2 separate regions of the Homo sapiens genome follow, and region 2 is linked to region 1. The links are chromatin contacts, found by Hi-C or POLR2A ChIA-PET in ENCODE. All regions are on one chromosome and are shown on one strand. Each heading gives the region's core, a stretch centred on a gene start or an enhancer-like site at or near the end of the contact. The rest is flanking DNA. Distances are from core to core; before and after follow the strand shown.

What was found. Hi-C counts contacts between places; a loop is a spot of excess contacts on that map. ChIA-PET counts read pairs that join two places held with the same protein, here RNA polymerase II (POLR2A). Pooled maps may share reads with other maps.
Region 2: a map with no recorded cell type shows a loop between it and region 1 (6-fold over the local background). The contact joins the enhancer-like site here to the promoter of UTP3 in region 1. A Hi-C loop is called at or near these places in 2 of 168 maps with a recorded cell type or tissue (OCI-LY7 and Ramos), 15 of 37 single-sample maps with no recorded cell type and 5 of 50 pooled maps. POLR2A ChIA-PET finds 5 or more read pairs at or near these places in 1 of 52 experiments (OCI-LY7).

Annotation. Positions count from the first base shown.
Region 1 is chr4:70,686,228-70,690,578 of GRCh38, forward strand. It overlaps UTP3 (UTP3 small subunit processome component), which reads left to right and starts at 2,305. Exons shown (of 1, transcript NM_020368.3): 1 at 2,305-4,324. The coding sequence starts at 2,451. The coding sequence ends at 3,890. LOC101927297 (a long non-coding RNA gene) reads left to right here. Exons shown (of 4, transcript XR_938860.3): 4 at 380-589. RefSeq lists enhancers at 1,230-2,200, 1,581-1,670, 2,201-3,169, 2,371-2,430.
Region 2 is chr4:73,597,395-73,601,745 of GRCh38, forward strand. RASSF6 (Ras association domain family member 6) reads right to left here. Exons shown (of 11, transcript NM_177532.5): 3 at 1,246-1,324. Among named protein-coding and RNA genes, the nearest start is that of RASSF6, 21 kb to the right of the region's middle. Within about 2 kb of position 1,862, at least 8 of the 41 ENCODE cell types and tissues checked have a DNase peak (open chromatin) inside an H3K27ac peak, as active enhancers do; they include OCI-LY7, where a contact is called at or near this core.

The DNA.
Region 1 (4,351 bases), core at 1,055-3,554:
AGAATGTTAGAATACGATACTCTCTGAATATGCATTGAATACTGCAACTCTGTTCTGGTTAGGAAATTTAACATTTAGTATAAACTAAATAATATTAATGTGATCATTCCCATTTAAAATATCCAAAATATTTTTCTAACTTATATATAATAGTATATGCATTTTAGTCTTGAAGTCTGACACTAAATTCTCAAATAATTTGCAATAAAAATGAAAAATTTTTATTTATGTGCCTAAATGCAACAGTGTTTAAATAATGAAAATTTAACATTTAAAGTAAGGAAATAACTACAATTCCAGCATAGATGTCATATTCTTTAAGCAATATTCCCAAAACAGCAATCTAAAGGTTATCTCTTATCCTTCTGTTCTCTTACAGCACCGGGTTTACATCATACACTGCCTTGTATTCCAGTAATCTGTATGAGTGTCTTCTTTTCTACCTGATTATACAGTCCTTAACTGGCTGATTCATCACTATTGTCTGTAGCATTCTACAACAAACAGTAAGCAGTTAATATCTGCTAAATGACAAAATGTACTAAAATTTACATTAAAAAATAAATTCATGCTTACCATCAGAACATAACTTTTGCCCACAACTTTCTAATTTAATTTTATTTTCTAAAATCTTGTAAAAATTTCAAAATGTTTCGGACACCTTTAGGCACTTGGAAAATGTTTATTTCAAAGTATCACTTTTCTAACATTTTGCATTATTTTTATTAACCTAATGACACTATACTTTCTGAAAAGAAATTGTCACCATTGGCTGGGCGCGGTGACTCACGCCTGTAATCAATCCCAGCACTTTGGGAGGCCGAGGCGGGCGTATCACGAGGTCAGGAGATGGAGACCATCCTGGCCAACATGATGAAACCCCGTCTCTACTAAAAATACAAAAATTAGCTGGGAGTGGTGGCGCGTGCCTGTAATGCCAGCTACTCGGGAGGCTGAGGGAGGAGAATCACTTGAACCAGGGGGTCGGAGGTTGCAGTGGGCCGAGATTGCCACTGCACTCCAGCCTGGCAACAGAGCGAGCCTCCGTCTCAAAAAAAAAAAAAGAAAAAAAGAAAAAGAAAAAAGAAACAAAAAACAAAAGAAAAAGAAATTGTCACCATTAATTTTATTTTATTTATTTATTTATTTATTTTGAGACAGAGTCTCTGTCTGTCGCCCAGGCTAGAGTGCAGTGGTGCGATATCGGCTTACTGCCACCTCCGCCTCCCGGGTTCAAGTGATTCTCCTGCCTCAACCTCCCGAGTAGCTGGGATTACAGGTACCCGCCACCACGCCCCGCTAATTTTTTGTATTTGTAGTAGAGACTGGGTTTCCCCATGTTGGCCAGGCTGGTTTTGCACTCCTGACCTCAAGTGATCCACCCACTTCGGCCTCCCAAAGTGCTTAGGATTATGGGCATGAGCCACCGCGCCCAGCCATGTCACCATTAATTTTAGCAACGTATCAAAAGTTCAGCTTCCAACTACCTACATTAAAAGGTATAATAATACTAACCCTGAACCTTACATATGTAATGCCTAAAAACTTACACCCTGAATTACTCTAACATTACAGGGCAGACTTCCTTGAGAAGAGTCAGACCCTGCAGCGGGGCTCTGCCTTCCCACTGTCAGCCTCGGGGTCATCTAGCTTTATCGATCCCCATGGAGCGGGTCACCGAGCCCTGTGAGCAGGGAGAGGGCGATGGGGATGAGTAAACCCGAGCCGGAGGCCCGGCCTGCGCTCTCGCCCGGAAACCTCCCGTGGGATTCTGGAGTCCAGCGGCGCTGCCTGAGGCTGTGGTACCCAGAAATATGGTATTGGGGGTGGGGGTGAAATGAGAGGAAAGCAATCTGATTAACTTCCAGCCTGATAAGCAGAAAAGAGAAAACAAGGGAGCAGGAAAACTACGCTAGCACTAGACTGCCGGTCGCAAGCGCCGGGTACACACGCAGTTAAACCTCAATGGAACGCCCCCGGGACTTCTCCGGGGCGTAAAGCGCAGCGCCCTCTATTGGCCATCGGGACCTCGCCTGGAGGTGCCGTCAGGATTCCGTCCCCCAGCCACTCCCAGGCACTCGAGAGTAAGCGCATTAGCCCGAGAAAGCGTTCTGTGGAACGGAACTTCCTTATCCTATCGTTTCCACACGGAAAGATTTTAATTCACCGGAATCGACTGGCGTTAAAGGGCACAGTGAAAAGGAAGTTGGTATCAACGTGATCTCGACTAAGGGACCGAGCGGAAGTCCTCAATCGTACGCCACGCGGAGAGCATGCTGGGGGCCGGAAGGAAGAGGAAATTCCAGTAGCCGATCAGGAGTCTGCAAACTCCGGTGGTAGGGGAGCGCGCTGCTGTTTAGAGCCACGAGTTACCGGAGCGCCTGATTCCTGCGCCGAAGTCAGTGGTGGCCGAAAGTCCGGAGTCGCTGTAAAACCTGAGATTGTGAGCCATGGTGGGGAGATCCCGGCGGCGCGGAGCAGCTAAGTGGGCAGCTGTGCGAGCCAAGGCAGGTCCCACGCTCACCGACGAAAATGGAGATGATTTAGGATTGCCACCCTCACCAGGGGACACCAGCTACTACCAAGATCAGGTAGATGACTTTCATGAGGCACGATCCCGGGCCGCCTTAGCTAAGGGCTGGAATGAAGTACAGAGTGGAGACGAGGAGGATGGCGAGGAGGAGGAGGAGGAGGTGCTAGCCCTAGATATGGACGATGAGGACGACGAAGATGGAGGGAATGCGGGGGAGGAGGAGGAGGAGGAGAATGCCGATGATGATGGTGGGAGCTCCGTGCAAAGTGAAGCTGAGGCCTCTGTGGATCCCAGTTTGTCGTGGGGTCAGAGGAAAAAACTTTACTATGACACGGACTATGGTTCCAAGTCCCGAGGCCGGCAGAGTCAACAGGAGGCAGAGGAGGAGGAAAGAGAGGAGGAGGAGGAGGCACAGATCATTCAGCGGCGCCTAGCCCAAGCGCTGCAAGAGGATGATTTTGGTGTCGCCTGGGTTGAGGCCTTTGCAAAACCAGTGCCTCAGGTAGATGAGGCTGAGACACGGGTCGTGAAGGATTTGGCTAAAGTTTCAGTGAAAGAGAAGCTGAAAATGTTGCGAAAGGAATCACCAGAACTCTTGGAGCTGATAGAAGACCTGAAAGTCAAGTTGACAGAGGTTAAGGATGAGCTGGAGCCATTGTTAGAGTTGGTGGAACAAGGGATCATTCCACCCGGAAAAGGAAGCCAATACTTGAGGACCAAGTACAACCTCTACTTGAATTATTGCTCGAACATCAGTTTTTATTTGATCCTGAAAGCTAGGAGAGTCCCAGCACATGGACATCCTGTCATAGAAAGGCTTGTTACCTACCGAAATTTGATCAACAAGCTGTCCGTTGTGGATCAGAAGCTGTCCTCAGAAATTCGTCATCTGTTGACACTTAAGGATGATGCTGTAAAGAAAGAACTGATTCCAAAAGCAAAATCCACCAAGCCCAAACCAAAGTCTGTTTCAAAGACTTCTGCTGCTGCCTGTGCTGTTACAGATCTTTCTGATGATTCTGATTTTGATGAAAAAGCAAAACTGAAGTACTATAAAGAAATAGAAGACAGGCAAAAGCTAAAGAGAAAGAAAGAAGAAAATAGCACTGAAGAACAGGCTCTTGAAGATCAAAATGCAAAGAGAGCTATTACCTATCAAATTGCTAAAAATAGGGGACTTACTCCTAGGAGAAAGAAGATTGATCGCAATCCCAGAGTGAAACACAGAGAGAAGTTCAGAAGAGCCAAAATTAGAAGAAGAGGCCAGGTTCGTGAAGTTCGTAAAGAAGAGCAACGTTATAGTGGTGAATTATCTGGCATTCGTGCAGGAGTTAAAAAGAGCATTAAGCTTAAATGAAGTTTTTGCTTAGCATAAGGTTTTTGGCAGTTTTGGATCAATAAATTTTTACTTTTAACTAAAGTCATTGTATTAATATATAATACTTTAAATTTTAAAAATTCTTGTCCACAAGGAAATTTGTCTGGGTTATTGGACAATTTATAAGAACTATGGGAGCAATATGAAGGTGCTTGAGAAAAGAGATGATGTTGAAGTTTTCCAATATTCTGTTGAAGTTTTCCAATATTAAGTATTAGCTTAGGGAAATTTCACAGTTCATTGTGGAGTGTTAAACTTAGAACATGTGTAACTTTTCACATAAAGAGAATGCATCTTTGACAGTTATCTTATTTGTAAGGCAGCCTATAAAATAGTTCTGAAGTATTTTATTTACCTAACTATAATTATTGGGCCAGATACTTGTTAATAAATGGGCTTAATGTTAACATGGATTTCATATGTTCTGTGTGGTTTAAAAG
Region 2 (4,351 bases), core at 612-3,111, 2.9 Mb after region 1:
GAAAAATGCAAATCAAAACCACAATGAGATACCATCTCACACCAGTCAGAATGTCTATTATTAAAAAGTCAAAAAATAACAGATGCTGGTGAGGTTGTGGAGAAAAAGGAACCCTTATACACTGCTGGGGAGTGTAAATTAATCTAATCATTGAGGAAGACAGTGTGTTGATTCCTCAAAGACCTAAAGACAGAAACACCATTTGACCCAGCAATCCCATTACTGGGTATATACCCAATGGAGAATAAATCATTTTATTATAAAGACATATTCACACATATGTTCATTGCAGCACTATTTATAACAGCAAGCACATGGAATCAACCTAAATGCCCATTAATGATAGATGGGATAAAGAAAATGTGGTACATGTACACCATGGAATACTATGCAGCCATAAAAAAGAACAAGGCCATGTCCTTTGCAGGGATGGAGCTAGAGGCCATCATTCTTAGCAAACTGATGCAGGTATAGAAAACCTAATACTGTTTGCTTTCACTTATAAGTGGGAGCTAAAGGATAAGCACACATGGACACATAGAGGGGAACCACAGACACTGAGGCCTATCAGAGGGTGGAATTTGGGAGGAGGGATAGGACCAGGAAAAATAACTAATGAGTACTAGGCTCAATAGCTGGGTGAAGAAATAATCTGTACAACAAACCACCATGACACATGTTTACCTATGTAACAAACTTGCACTTGTACCCCTGAACTTAAAAGTTAGAAAAATGCTTTCTAGCTTCAGGACTTTCCTGAATTCTTTCTTTAATATTTCAAAATTTTTATTATTTTGATATAGTGCACATCTATTGGAATCTAATGCATTCATTTTAAAACCCAAATCAAATTTGACATTACAGATGCATCATAATTTATTTGAATAATCCCTAATTGATAGAGATGTCTTCAATTTTCTGCATTACAAATGACATCACAATGAATATCTTTCTATATACATTCTGACGCATTTGTAAGAAAGTATTGTGATAGATTTTCAGTGTAAATGCTGTTAAAATATTCATATTCTATTTTTAAAATAGAAAGAAAATATGTCATTAAAATTTTTAAATGCTTTTCTATCTCAAAAATGCTTAGAAAGTCACAAGTGTTCCAAGCCCAAGTCTAAAAGAATCATAATCAAGTTAAACTTTCACCTGTTTCTTCCAGAATTGTGTGTGTGTGTGTGTGCACGCATGTGTGTGTGTGAATAACACCGGATTGCCTTTCTTCAGTGGGCTTACCTCTCCATATAAAATATGCAGATTTTTCTGGTTCTCATAAAAAATGTTATAGGTCTTCAATAAAGAATTAAGTTGTTCCCTAAAAATAAAAAAAAATTAATTACAATCAGTCTTAGAGTTTTTAACGTAAAAGGTGATAATGGTACTTTCATAAAGGTATGAGATAGAAAGAAATAGTTTAATGGAATCTTTACTGTTCTGTCACTTTAACTTAACATAAGTCATTGGAAGTGGAAGCATTCTTAAAATATCAGCAAATGTTGAAGTTGCTAATTCATAAATAAATAACCAAAGGTGGGAAATGACTGAGGACAAAAATGGTGAGAACAGTGTTCTGTAGCAGGAGGCAGCCACGAAACAGGAATTTGGTTTCATATTCCTTTTTGTATTTCAACATTTTTAACCAACCTAAATTAAGCACTGGTGTGTGGCTGATACCATCTCTCTATACACTACTCCCTCCTGTGTCCCCAGGGCATGGGATGGGACACCAGTGCCCCAACTCTCCAAATCTGTGTTCCCTTGTGTAAGTCACTTAGTATCCCTGAATTTCCACAGCTGTGAAATGAAGGTGATCTGTCCTACTTGCCGGGGCTGTTTAGACTATTAAAGGCAACCACAGAAGTCAAAGATCCCAGCTGGCTGGGTGAAGCAACAGTAAGCAAAGGCTCATTGTTACTGTGGCAGGGGAGCTTCTCTCCTGGCCTGCCCCACACAGCTGACAATGGCCGACTTTGGCCAGGAAAGTTTGTAGGGGAGGAGCCCTCTACCTTTCCGCCCTTCTAGCTGGGTATCAAGATCTGAGACCAGATGTGCTGGTGAGTGACTCAGCGCTTTCTTGCCTGGAAACTCCTCCCTGTGTCTCCCACTGGGAAAACAGCTGTGGTAAGGAATGCTCCTGACTTATCTCACCCTTTGTGGCAGGTGGGCCCTGGCAGTGGGAACACTGGCTCTTACCATACCTCTATTCTATCTTTCTCTCAGTGTCTCTATGTCTTGAGATGCTCCTCTTGAGATGATCATCATTTCTCACTTGGATTATTGCAGCAGCCTCCTAAAAGCCTCCCTGTATCTGTTGTTTACTCTCAACAGCAGAAACTGTTTTAATGCAAACCTGACCATCTCTCCTCTTTGCTCAGAACTCTTCAATGTCTTCTTGTTTTTCAGATTAAAAGCCAACATCCTTACAATGGCTTAAAAGGCTGGATGCAACTGGTCTTCTGTTACCTCTTTCATCTCATTTCCTCCCACCCTTCCCTCACTTCATGCAACCACCAGCCTCCCTGGTGTTCCTTGGCCACTCCAGACAGATTCTCATCTTGGGGCCTTTGCACTTGCTGATCCCTCTGCCCAGAATGATATTCCCCCAAACGTTCACCTTGCCAGCTCATTCATCTTCTTTAATTATTTAATCAAAAGTCATCTTCTCAAGAAGTCCTTCCTGATCACCCAATCTAAAAGTTCACCTTCTCCCAGCATTTCATATCTTGATTTTCTCCTCTGCCCCTGTCCCTGAGTCAACTTCTATATATTTTACTTATTTCCTTATGTTCTGTCTCCTCCATTGAATGTAGCTCCAACAGGGCAGGGGTATGTATGCATTTTGTTCACACTGTATCCTGTGCCTGGAAGAGTACTTGGTACATAGCAGGACAAATTCTGGTTGACTAAAATTATCGGGAAATATTCATTGCCTAAACAACAATAAACAAAGGAAGAAAAGCTTTCTCATATAAGCGGTTTTATAAAAAAAAAAAAGACCCAACAAGTCATGATATTAAAATTCCAAGTATTTCAATTGCTAAAATCCCTTTGATCCTCAATATCTGTCTCTGTCTCATAAGAAAATGAGAGGGCAGGGAGTTTGGTCCACTTTATTCACTCCTGTGTTCCTGGTTCTCAGAGCAGAAACTTGCTCACAGTAGGCTCTTCTTCAATAAATACTGAATATTGAATGACAGAATTTATATATACTGACTGTTACATGTTTGAAATCAGGTAAGCATGTATGTTGCCATTGGCTTTTTCTCACTTGTAATTTTCAAGGTGTACGTTTCCAAGGATCAATACACTTCACACAATTGCCATAAAAAGATCCTCCTGAAGTCCTCCATACTGTTGGTTCATTTCCCAAATGGATTACTTTCCATTTTTAATGTTAATGAACATGTCTCTTCTAAATATCATTGGTCACACTGATTTTGTTCTCCTGGGGTCATTGTCATAGGATATTTCCTAAAAATTATACTACTGGCCAAGAACATGAACATGATTTATAGCACTCATTGTTTAGTGCCAGAACACTATTAAGAAATTTCACCATAAAGAAATTTTACTGTAAAGAAACTTCAGGGACACTTGGGATGCAACTCCTGATATGCTGAGCTGTGAGAGTTGTTATGAAAGCAAATGGAGCCTTACATAATCTTATTCCCTCAGCTTCTGCTTCTGATAAAAGTACATTACATAGTAGAGTATGAGCAGCCTTTAAAGTGTTTACTTCAGGATCATGTGCAGTTGGAAAATGTTTCTGAACCTGAATAGAGCCTGACTAAATCCTCAACTGAAATAAGTCTACAAATGACATAAGGAGTTGGCAGATGGTGGTCCCAGGCTGCCTGTTTTTGTAAACAAAGTTGTATTGGAATATCACCACACTAATTTGTCTGCTCATTGTCTATGTCTGTTTTTCTGTTATAACTGCAGAGATGAGTAGTTGTAACAGAAATCATATGACCTACAGAGCCTGAAATATTTCTAATCTGGCTCTTCGCAGAGAAAGTCTTCCAATCTGTAATCCACTGTGTAATACAGGGTAGCTGGATACCATAGAAGTATTTTTCTCACCATGAGTAGAATCTTTTTGATTATTAATTGGATTTTGAAGGATTTTGGAGTGTTGAAGATTAGAGCTCAGTAAACTAAAGTATTGGAGTAAAATTAGGTAAATTAGTGGTGCAATACAAAGCAAGGAATTAGAAAAGAAAATTTAGAAGTTGCCTGAACAAATTATAGCAATGGTGAATGTTGTCCAAACATTTCTTTTAATCGTGTGTACACCTTACCAGAGAAACTTTTGAAGATGATTAGTTTATGTACCTGATGA